Linked DNA regions of Homo sapiens: region 1 is linked to region 2. Evidence: read pairs that join two places in POLR2A ChIA-PET (ENCODE). Cell type or tissue: GM12878. All regions are shown on one strand. Links, peaks and the distances in the headings refer to the core of each region. The heading gives the core; the rest is flanking DNA. Region 1 has its middle 8.4 kb from the start of HIKESHI. Region 2 overlaps HIKESHI (heat shock protein nuclear import factor hikeshi).

Region 1 (4,399 bases), core at 249-4,248, 53 kb before region 2:
TATCTGACCTTTTACAGATAATGTTTGCTTAACCCTGACCTAAGAGAGCATCCTCTGATCATAGAAGCATATTCTCAGCCCTCTCTAACAGGTGCTGGAAGCTGGGATAGGACAGACACTGAGTTTCCGAAAATTGAAAAGTCCCTTCTGAGCTTTCTTGCATTGCTGTGTTCCTTGGCTCCAAGAGGGGTTCGGGGGAAGATGAAGGGCAATGCAGCAAAGGAGGGGCTGAGGAGCAAAAAAAAAAAAAACAAAAAAAAAACAAAAAAAACCAAAAACTTCCCAGAGCCCAGAATACCTGGTTATGGGCACCCCCTGCTGGAGAGTTGGCAAAATTCTGTGACATTGGTCAATTTAGTCACCAAATGTGTAGAGGTTGACTGTATGCCAGATTGTGGAAAGCAAAGGTAAAGTTCTCTTGAAGAACTGACTCACAGTCAAGAGTAGTCAGGCTCCCTAATTAGATCTTTATGCTGTCTAGTCAAGTGTCAGTTGCAGTCGTACTTAACAAATGATGATTGATATAATATGCTTATAGTCACTCAGTAAATAACTATTACATGTTTGCTAGGGGATAGGTGCTGGACTACACACTGGAGACAGAGTAGTAAACAAAATAGACACATTCCTTGCCCTCTTGGAGCTTATATTCTAGTGGATGTTGTGTTAATTATAACATCAGTTGTAAGTAACAACAAAGCTAACTAAAACTGGCTTAAGCAATAAGGAATATATTATCTCACATAACTGTAAGTACAAAGGTAGGATAGGCTTTAGGGCTAGTTGATTCAACAGCACAAGACATCAATAAAGACAAGTTATTTTCATCTCATTCTCTGCCTTTCTGATTGTACTGGCATTTTCCTCAGGTTGTTCCTTTATTATTATTATTTTTTCTTTTTTTTGAGATGTCTCACTCTGTCTCCCAGGCTGGAGTACAGTGATGTGATTTCAGCTCACTGCAACCTCTGTCTCCTGGCCCCAGGTCAGGGCCTCCGCCTCCTGGGCCCAGGCCCTCCCACCTCAGCCTTCTGAGTAGCTGAGACTACAGGCATGTGCCAACCACCCAGGTAATTTTTGGTTTTTTTTTTTTTTTTTTTTGCCATGTTGCCTAGGCTGGTCTTGAACTCCTGGGCTCCAGTGATTGAGCCTCGGCCTCCCAAAGTGCTGGGATTACAGGCGTGAGCCACCTCACAGGCCTCAGGTTGTTCCTTTTGAAGTTTCAAAATGGTTGCTACAACTCCAAGTATCACCTTCAGATATGTCAAAGTACAGAGACAGAAAGTGATCATCTCTTTGTATGGCTTTTTCTATTTTGTTTTAAGAGACAGGGTCTCACTTGCTGCCCAGGCTGGAGTGCAGTGGCACAGTCATAACTCACTGCAGCGGCACAGTCATAACTCACTGCAGCGGCACAGTCATAACTCACTGCAGCGGCACAGTCATAACTCACTGTAGCCTTGAACTCCTAGGATCAAGAGATCCTCTAACTTCAGCCTCCCAAATTTCTAGGATTACAGGCGTGAGCCACTATGCCTGGCTGTGTAACTTTTTTTTTTTTTTTTTTTTTTTTTGAGACAGGGTCTCACTCAGTCACTCAGGCTGCAGTGCAGTGGCACAATCACAGCTCACTGCAGCCTCAACCTCCTGGGCTCAAGCGATCTTCCTGCCTTAGCTTCCTGAGTAGCTGAGACTACAGGCCTGTGCCACAACACTTGACTAATTTTTTACTGTGGCCTTCTTACAATGAAGACACTTTTCTCAGAAGCTCCCAGAACACTTCCTTTCAGGTTATGGGGCTGATCCTAAACCAATCACCGCAAAGAGAAGAGTAAATTGTTGATTAAAATAGGGGCTTCCCCTGGGGCTTCTGAGTCACAGAGAGGAGAGATGGATGCCAGGACAAAATTGGGGTTCTGTTAACAAGGAAGAAGGGAAGAAGTGGATGTTAAATAGACATCTACCAGCATTTGCTATAGGAAAGGGAAACTAATACATAAAAATTATTTTCATGGGCCGAGCCCAGTGGCTAACACCTGTAATCCCAGCACTTTGGGCAAAGCCAAGGCGGGTGGATCACCTGAGGTCAAGAGTTCGAGACCAGCCTGGCCAACATGGTGAAATCCTGTCTCTACTAAAAATACAAAAAATTAGCTGGGCATGGTGGTAGGCACCTGTAATCCCAGCTACTCAGGAGGCTGAGGCAGGAGAATCACTTGAACCCGGGAGGCAGAGGTTGCTGTGAGCTGAGATTGCGCCATTGCACTCTAGCGTGGGCAACAAGAGTGAAACTGTCTCAAAAAAAAAAAATTTTTTTTCATATGATGAAGGAATTACAAAGAAGTTAGCTTTTGCTGCTGAACAAAACACCTCCAACCTCTATGGCTTAGGACAGCAATTTATTTAACTCATGATTCTATTTGGGCTGAGCTCAGCTGGGTGGTTCTTTTGGACTTGACTGGACTTACTCATGACTGTGGTCAGCTGCAAGTCAGCTAGGTAGCTTTGCTCATGGGATCTGGCTGTTAGCTGAGGAAATGAGTCCAGGTGTCTTTACTTATCCAGCAGGCTCTCCTTGGCTTATTCCTGTAGTAAATCAGCAAACTTACAAGGACTAGAGCAGATGCTTGCAAGTAGTTTTGAAACCTAAGCTTGGAACTGGAACATTATCAGTTCTGCTGCATTCTTTAGGTCAAATCAAGTAAGAAGGCCAAGAGGGTGAAGAAATAGATTCCATCTCTTGAGAGGAGGAGCTTCAAAGTCACATTGCAAGGGCATGGACCCAGGTAGGGAAAGAACTTGTGACACTTTTGCAATTTATCACAGGTGGTAAGAGTAACAGGGAAAGCTACCTAGATCTGCCTTCAAGAGAGAACTATCCTTTGTAAAGTTTCAAATCAACAATATGTCTACTCTGAGCTGAAATTCTTATACTAGTATAACTGTTACTGATGGTTTCATTACACTGTTCTAGGTAGCAAAAGTTCAGGGGTTGTGATGCTGTGATTTAAAACAATAATATTAGGGTTTTCTGAGCTTCTTCCTGAGGGGCAAGGAGATCTGTGGTCTCATTTTTGGCATTTCCACACAACATGGCCCCCCAAATCCCATGATTTCTATTTCTGCTTCAAAAGAAAAAACCAAGAGCACCTTCTGCCTTGAGGCTGGAAGAGACATCAGTCTGTCTGGGCTTGCTGAAGAAGGGAGAAAAAGAACAGCAAGAAGCAACTGAACATATTGATGAAGTACAAAATGAAGTAGACTTAATAAGCCAATGAGGAGACTTTGAAAACAGAACAGAAATATAACAAACTCGGCCAACTGTTTTTTCAGATGAGGTCTGAATTGATAGCCAAAATCCCAAACTTTGGGGTAACAGCATTTGTCAACCATCCACAAATGTCTGCACTGCTTGGGGAGGAGGATGAAGAGGCACTGCCGTATTTAACCAGTGTTGAAGTGACAGAATTTGAAGATATTAAACCAGGTTACAGAATGTTTTTATTTTGACAAAAATCCTGACTTCAAAAATAAAGTTCTCTCCAAAAAATTTCATCTGAATGAGAGTGGTGCTCCATCTTCAAACTCACTAAAATCAAATGGAAATCTGGAAAGGATTTGATGAAAAATGCAAGTCAAATGCAGAATAATGCCAGCAGGAAGAGGCAGCATGGGGAACCAGAGAGCTTCTTCACCTGGCTTACTGGCCATTCTGATGCAGGTGCAGATGAATGAGGAAAGGTCATCAAAGATGGTATTTGGCCAAATCAATTACAGTATTACTTGGTTCCCAATAATGGATGATGAGGAAGGAGAAGGAGAAAAAGAAGATGAAGACAGGGATGAGGATGAAGGTGAAGATAAAGGTGATGAAGGGGAGGAAGGAGAGGAAGATGAAGGAGAAGATGACTAACAGAACACCAATGGATTCCAACCTTCCTTTTAAAACATTTTATCCAATCCCTGGGAGCAACTTGCAGTCTTTGTGTTTTTGCTGTTGTGCTCAATCACCCCGTTGTTGAGGTCTTTTCTCCATACCATGGTCCCTAACTCATTTTCGGGAGAAATATATTGAGCAAAGGTGGGCATTTTGACAACATGATTTCTCCTTTCATATGGATGGAATCATATATGTGGTCTTTTGTGGCTTCTTTCACCTAGCACAATATTTTCAAGGTGTATCCATATTGTAGCATGTATCAGTACTCTAATTTTTTATGCTGAATAATATTCCATTGTATGGATATACCACATTTTATTTATTCATTCATCTGTTGGTAGAGATTGGGTTTTCACCTTTTAGCTATTATGAATAATGATGCTGTAAACCTTCATGTACAAGTTTTGGTGAGGACATGTTTTCATTTCTCTTTATCTTAGGAGTAGGTTCACAGGGTCA
Region 2 (4,399 bases), core at 195-4,194:
CGCCATTATGAATTTATAAAGACAGGAAAATATAGTTGCCTATGTTTTAGGGACCACTATTAAAGCTTATAAATATTTGTGTATTTTCATTTAGAAGTACCATCTATGAGAGTAGTTTATACTGCACTGTGTACATGAATGGCTAATGAATCTATTTTCCAACTTTCCCGTGTTTTATAGATATTTCTTTTCACTTTGAGTATCCTAGAGATGGGAGGATGCCTAGGAAGAGTTTGTTGAGAAGTGGTACCATGGTGTAGCATGGAGAGCATTGGAATGCACTAGGTTTGAATTTTGGCATAATGTAGCTATGTGACCCTGAGCAAATTTCTCTCATCTGCTCATCTGTGGAATGAGGAAATAGGAGTTGAATTTGATTTTTTTCCTTAGGTCCCTTCTAGGTCTTAAATTTGCAGAAGATAAACAATTACTAAAATTTCTTATGATTTGTGCTCTCTGATAAAAGCTAATCAAAACTGCCCCGATATTTAAATTCCTATGCTTGCTGTCTTTTTATAAGAATAATTACATTTCCAGATTATCTTTTTAGATTTTTTATAGCTTTTTAGAAATGACATGTAAAATTGTTTTGGATAAGTCATTTGGCAGTTAATGAAAGATCCTATTTTAATTTTCTTGTGAATGTAAATATATGTGTTTTCTTTTCTAGGTATGAAAACTTTCAAAGACGACTAGCACAGAACCCTCTCTTTTGGAAAACATAATTTGAATAAAATAATTTTTAATGGATTCTGAAATTTGTCATGTTTTGAAGATAACTGACTCCATCTAAAAGTATGAGGTCAAAGGATCACGAAACCTAAGTTTAAAAACTGCTTAGAGACTGAAGCTTAATTAAAAATCTTTATTAAAAATTAAAAACATTGAAAAATGAAAATATGTTCATCATTAAAGACTTTTTTCCCCTTAAGCTTAAAATACCATTCAAAGGCAAGACATTTTGTTTTGGCTATGATTCATTTTTTTTACTTAAAAATAAAACCTATACCAAACAGTAGTGTGCCAAGTACCATTGCATGTGTAATCATTCATTTATTGAAATGAAACAATGGTTTGCTGGAGTAGTTAACTTTTCAATTACCTATTTCAAAATTTGGGAGACTTGAAAAACATATGAAGTATACATTTTTAAATATGGAGAAATTATTTTCAGAGATTATTTCTTAAGATTGTCAGTTTTTCCAATTAATACAGGTTGGCTGTCACTTTTTATATCTGCAGATTCATATAAGTTTAATAAAATTGCCATATTGGTGAGCTTTTATTTAATACTGGTAGGCATTTATGTGTAGAATATAGGATTCTTCTTGTTAATGGATGGTTAGTAGTTCATTTTTTGTTGATTATAACAATACCCAAAACTGGGTAATTTATTGACTTAAATGTTTTTTTTTTTTTTAAGACGAAGTTTTGCTTTGTTGTCCCGGCTTTAGTGCAGTGGCGTGATCACAGCTTATTCCAGCCATGACCTCTTGGGCTCAAGTGCTCATCCTGCCCCAAGCTTTCCATGTAGCTGGGACTGCAGACGTGCACCCCCATACCCAGCTAATTTTTTTGATGTTTTTGCAGAGACACAGTCTTACTGTGTTGCCCAGACTAGGCTTGAACTCCTGGGCTCAAGCAATCCTACTTCAGCCTCCCAAAGTGCTGGGTTGGTAATTGATAAAGAAAAGGATTTTTTTTTTTTTCCTACAATGATGGAGACTGAGAATTCCAAGGCCAAGGGGCTGCAGCTGGTGAGAGGCTTCTTGCTGGTGGGGAGACTCTGAAGAGTCCTTAGGCAGTGCAGCGTATCACACAGTGAGGGGGCTGAGCATGCTTTTGTGCCAGCTGAGGTCACTCTTCCTCTTCTTATAAAGCCACCAGTTCCCCTCCTGTGATAACTTAACCTATGGGCAGAGCCCTCATGATCCAATCACCTCTTAAAGGCCGCACCTCTCAGTACTGCCACATTGGGATTAAAATTTCAACGTAATTTTGGAAGGGACAAATATTCAAACCATAGCAATTGTTGAATCATGAGACTTGGCAATGGCTACACAACAGTCTTTAATACTCTGCACAGAAAACATCAGCTAATTGCAATACAATTTCCAGAAGCAAAATGATTATTCATGTACTACAACTTGTATCTAGGACCTAGATTGCCAAACCCAAGCTGAAAAAACATCCTGAAGTTCAGTTGTGCCTCTTCTACAGTCAGGTAGCCTCTTCCCAGTGATTTTTGTAGTGATACAACAGGAAATACTAAGTAAACACAAACTATTCCTTGGTCTGCTAAGAAATCAAAAGAATATATGATTATTCATGATAATCTTGGGTTGTAGTGAATTTAAACTAGTTTCTTGGGCTTCCAGAGCAGATGATGGGAGTGAAATTTTGGGCCACATTTTCTAGTATTATTCTTACTTCTAGAATAGTATCTTGCACAGTATGCATAAGGAGTCATCACTTCTGGGAGCTTTCCTGAGTAGCCTATACCTGCCTTATTTTGGAAGTTTCTGGTTATTCTCGGAGACACGTGATATGCTGGAAAGAAAAGGGCTTTAAATATCTGAACATCTAACAATTATTCTATATATGCAAGGTAGGTTTGTGTACAGGAGGCAGGTAAAAACCTGGTGTTGACATAAATAATGCCGGCTGGGTTACAGAAGATAGTAGAAATATAAATATTTATCACAACAGGAGTGAGCCAAGAATTGTTTCCTTGAGGTGGGCATATTCTTAGAGGAGTTAAATAGTTCCTACAGAGAAGTCTGAAAAATCTGGAGAAAACTGACTAGTGCAGTGAGGATAGCTCCAACATTTGTCCCCTGCCTTGGTGAGCTTGATTCTGTCTGCTGACAGTGCTGTAATGATTGTAGCAGAAGTATATTTGTTTAATTAAGGTAGAGATCCAGTTTTTACAAGAATGAAGAGTGAGGTTAATGATATGAAGAAAATTCAAATACCAAAAGGGACCTGTGGGAATTAACTGGCCTCCTCAAGAATTTAAAGGAAATATATATATATATATATTTTATGGTGGAATTTGAAAGATTCAGGGAGTAGCTATAGTTTGAGAAAACTGCTCAAAATTCTTAAGGTGGCCAAAAAACACCATAAAGAATTAAGTATAAAATGATAAATGTGAGAGAATACTGAGAAACCTTTAGGCAATCTCTAGGGAGTACCAAACTGTAATAAGCAGAAGAGGGAAAGTAGCAAAGGTATCAGAAAATTAATCTTCCTTGTTGCCTTGTAGCCTTCCTTGTTGCCATGCTGTCTACTTTGTATTGTCATTTGTTTGATTTGAAGGTCTTGATTAGTAGTCTTCCACCAAAGATGTTGGCTTCTGGAGGATTCCTAAGAATCATTGGTTTAAGGTCTCCTGATGGAGTGGTTGTTTAGCTGTCTGGAGAAGGTACTTGTCATTTAGTTGGGAAACATAAACCCAGTGATCATCATCTTGGAGTTTACTGCCATGCTAGTTGTTACAGTATCTGCTGAGCTAATTTTTCACTGAGGCCAGTTTTTCCCTGATGTCTCTTCCAGAAGACTAAGTTTGCTGATAGTTGAGGATGTTGCAGACAATGATGTTTTTCTAGATTAGAGAAGAGTGGAATCCACTATTGAGGAACAATACAATTTATAAAATGATTATGAGAGTACAACATATTATGGACAATATTCAGTGATAATTCTCTTGGTCTGTAATCTCGTAAAGTATATCTTTTTGCAGACAGTTATTGTGTTAGTCTTTACATGAACATGAGCATGTTTCTTTTTACCTGAAATGAAACACTGAAACATTTTTATTCACAAATTTTACCTGGCATAATTAACAGGAGAAGGCTAATCTCTTGATTTGTTAAGTTTTCTTTTTTTCTTTTAAGTTTGATTTTTTTTAAAAAAAAAGTCTTAAAATGATTGGGGATTAATTAAAATTTGTAGAGTGCCAAACAAACCTAATTTTTCCTATTGTCTTTTCTTCCATAATGTGAAGGAAACCTGAAGAGTTCAGGCATAAAAGACATCTTCATAGTCTTACTGTGCCTGAATTTGGGAAAGGCCAAAATTATAAAGAGTTGTCAGAGGAGAGAAGATATGAATATTAGTCAAAAATATATAAAGGTGGCTGGGCATGGTGGCTCACGCCTGTAATCCCAGGACGTTGGGAGGCCGAGGTGGGTGGATCACTTGAGGCTAGGAGTTCAAGACCAGCCTGGCCAATATGGTGAAAGCCCATCTTTACTAAAAACACAAACATTAGCCGGGCATGGTTGTGCATGCTTGTAATCCCAGCTACTCCAGAAGCTGAGGCAGGAGAATCACTTGAACCCAGGAGGTGGAGGCTGCAGTGAGCCGAGATGGTGCTACTGCACTCCAGTCTGGG

Evidence for each region. ChIA-PET counts read pairs that join two places held together with the same protein. Peaks named below come from ENCODE experiments on the same cell type or tissue, not always from the same donor. Only the 100,000 strongest peaks of a DNase experiment are listed, where the experiment ranks them.
Region 1: POLR2A ChIA-PET joins it to region 2 with 6 read pairs; 6 of 35 experiments call an interaction of 5 or more read pairs at or near these places.

What each region holds. Positions count from the first base shown.
Region 1 is chr11:86,291,669-86,296,067 of GRCh38, forward strand. It overlaps the pseudogene SETP17. Among named protein-coding and RNA genes, the nearest start is that of HIKESHI, 8.4 kb to the right of the region's middle. RefSeq lists a silencer at 199-493. In GM12878, for the core only: a CTCF peak has its summit at 326 (motif pointing left); DNase peaks (open chromatin) are centred at 473, 1,403 and 1,763; H3K27ac peaks cover 917 bases.
Region 2 is chr11:86,344,914-86,349,312 of GRCh38, forward strand. It overlaps HIKESHI (heat shock protein nuclear import factor hikeshi), which reads left to right. Exons shown (of 5, transcript NM_016401.4): 5 at 671-1,030. The coding sequence ends at 725. All of the region lies in intron 4 of LOC105369421 (a long non-coding RNA gene), which reads right to left. Among named protein-coding and RNA genes, the nearest start is that of CCDC81, 28 kb to the right of the region's middle. In GM12878, for the core only: no CTCF peak of the experiment used is centred there; no DNase peak of the experiment used is centred there.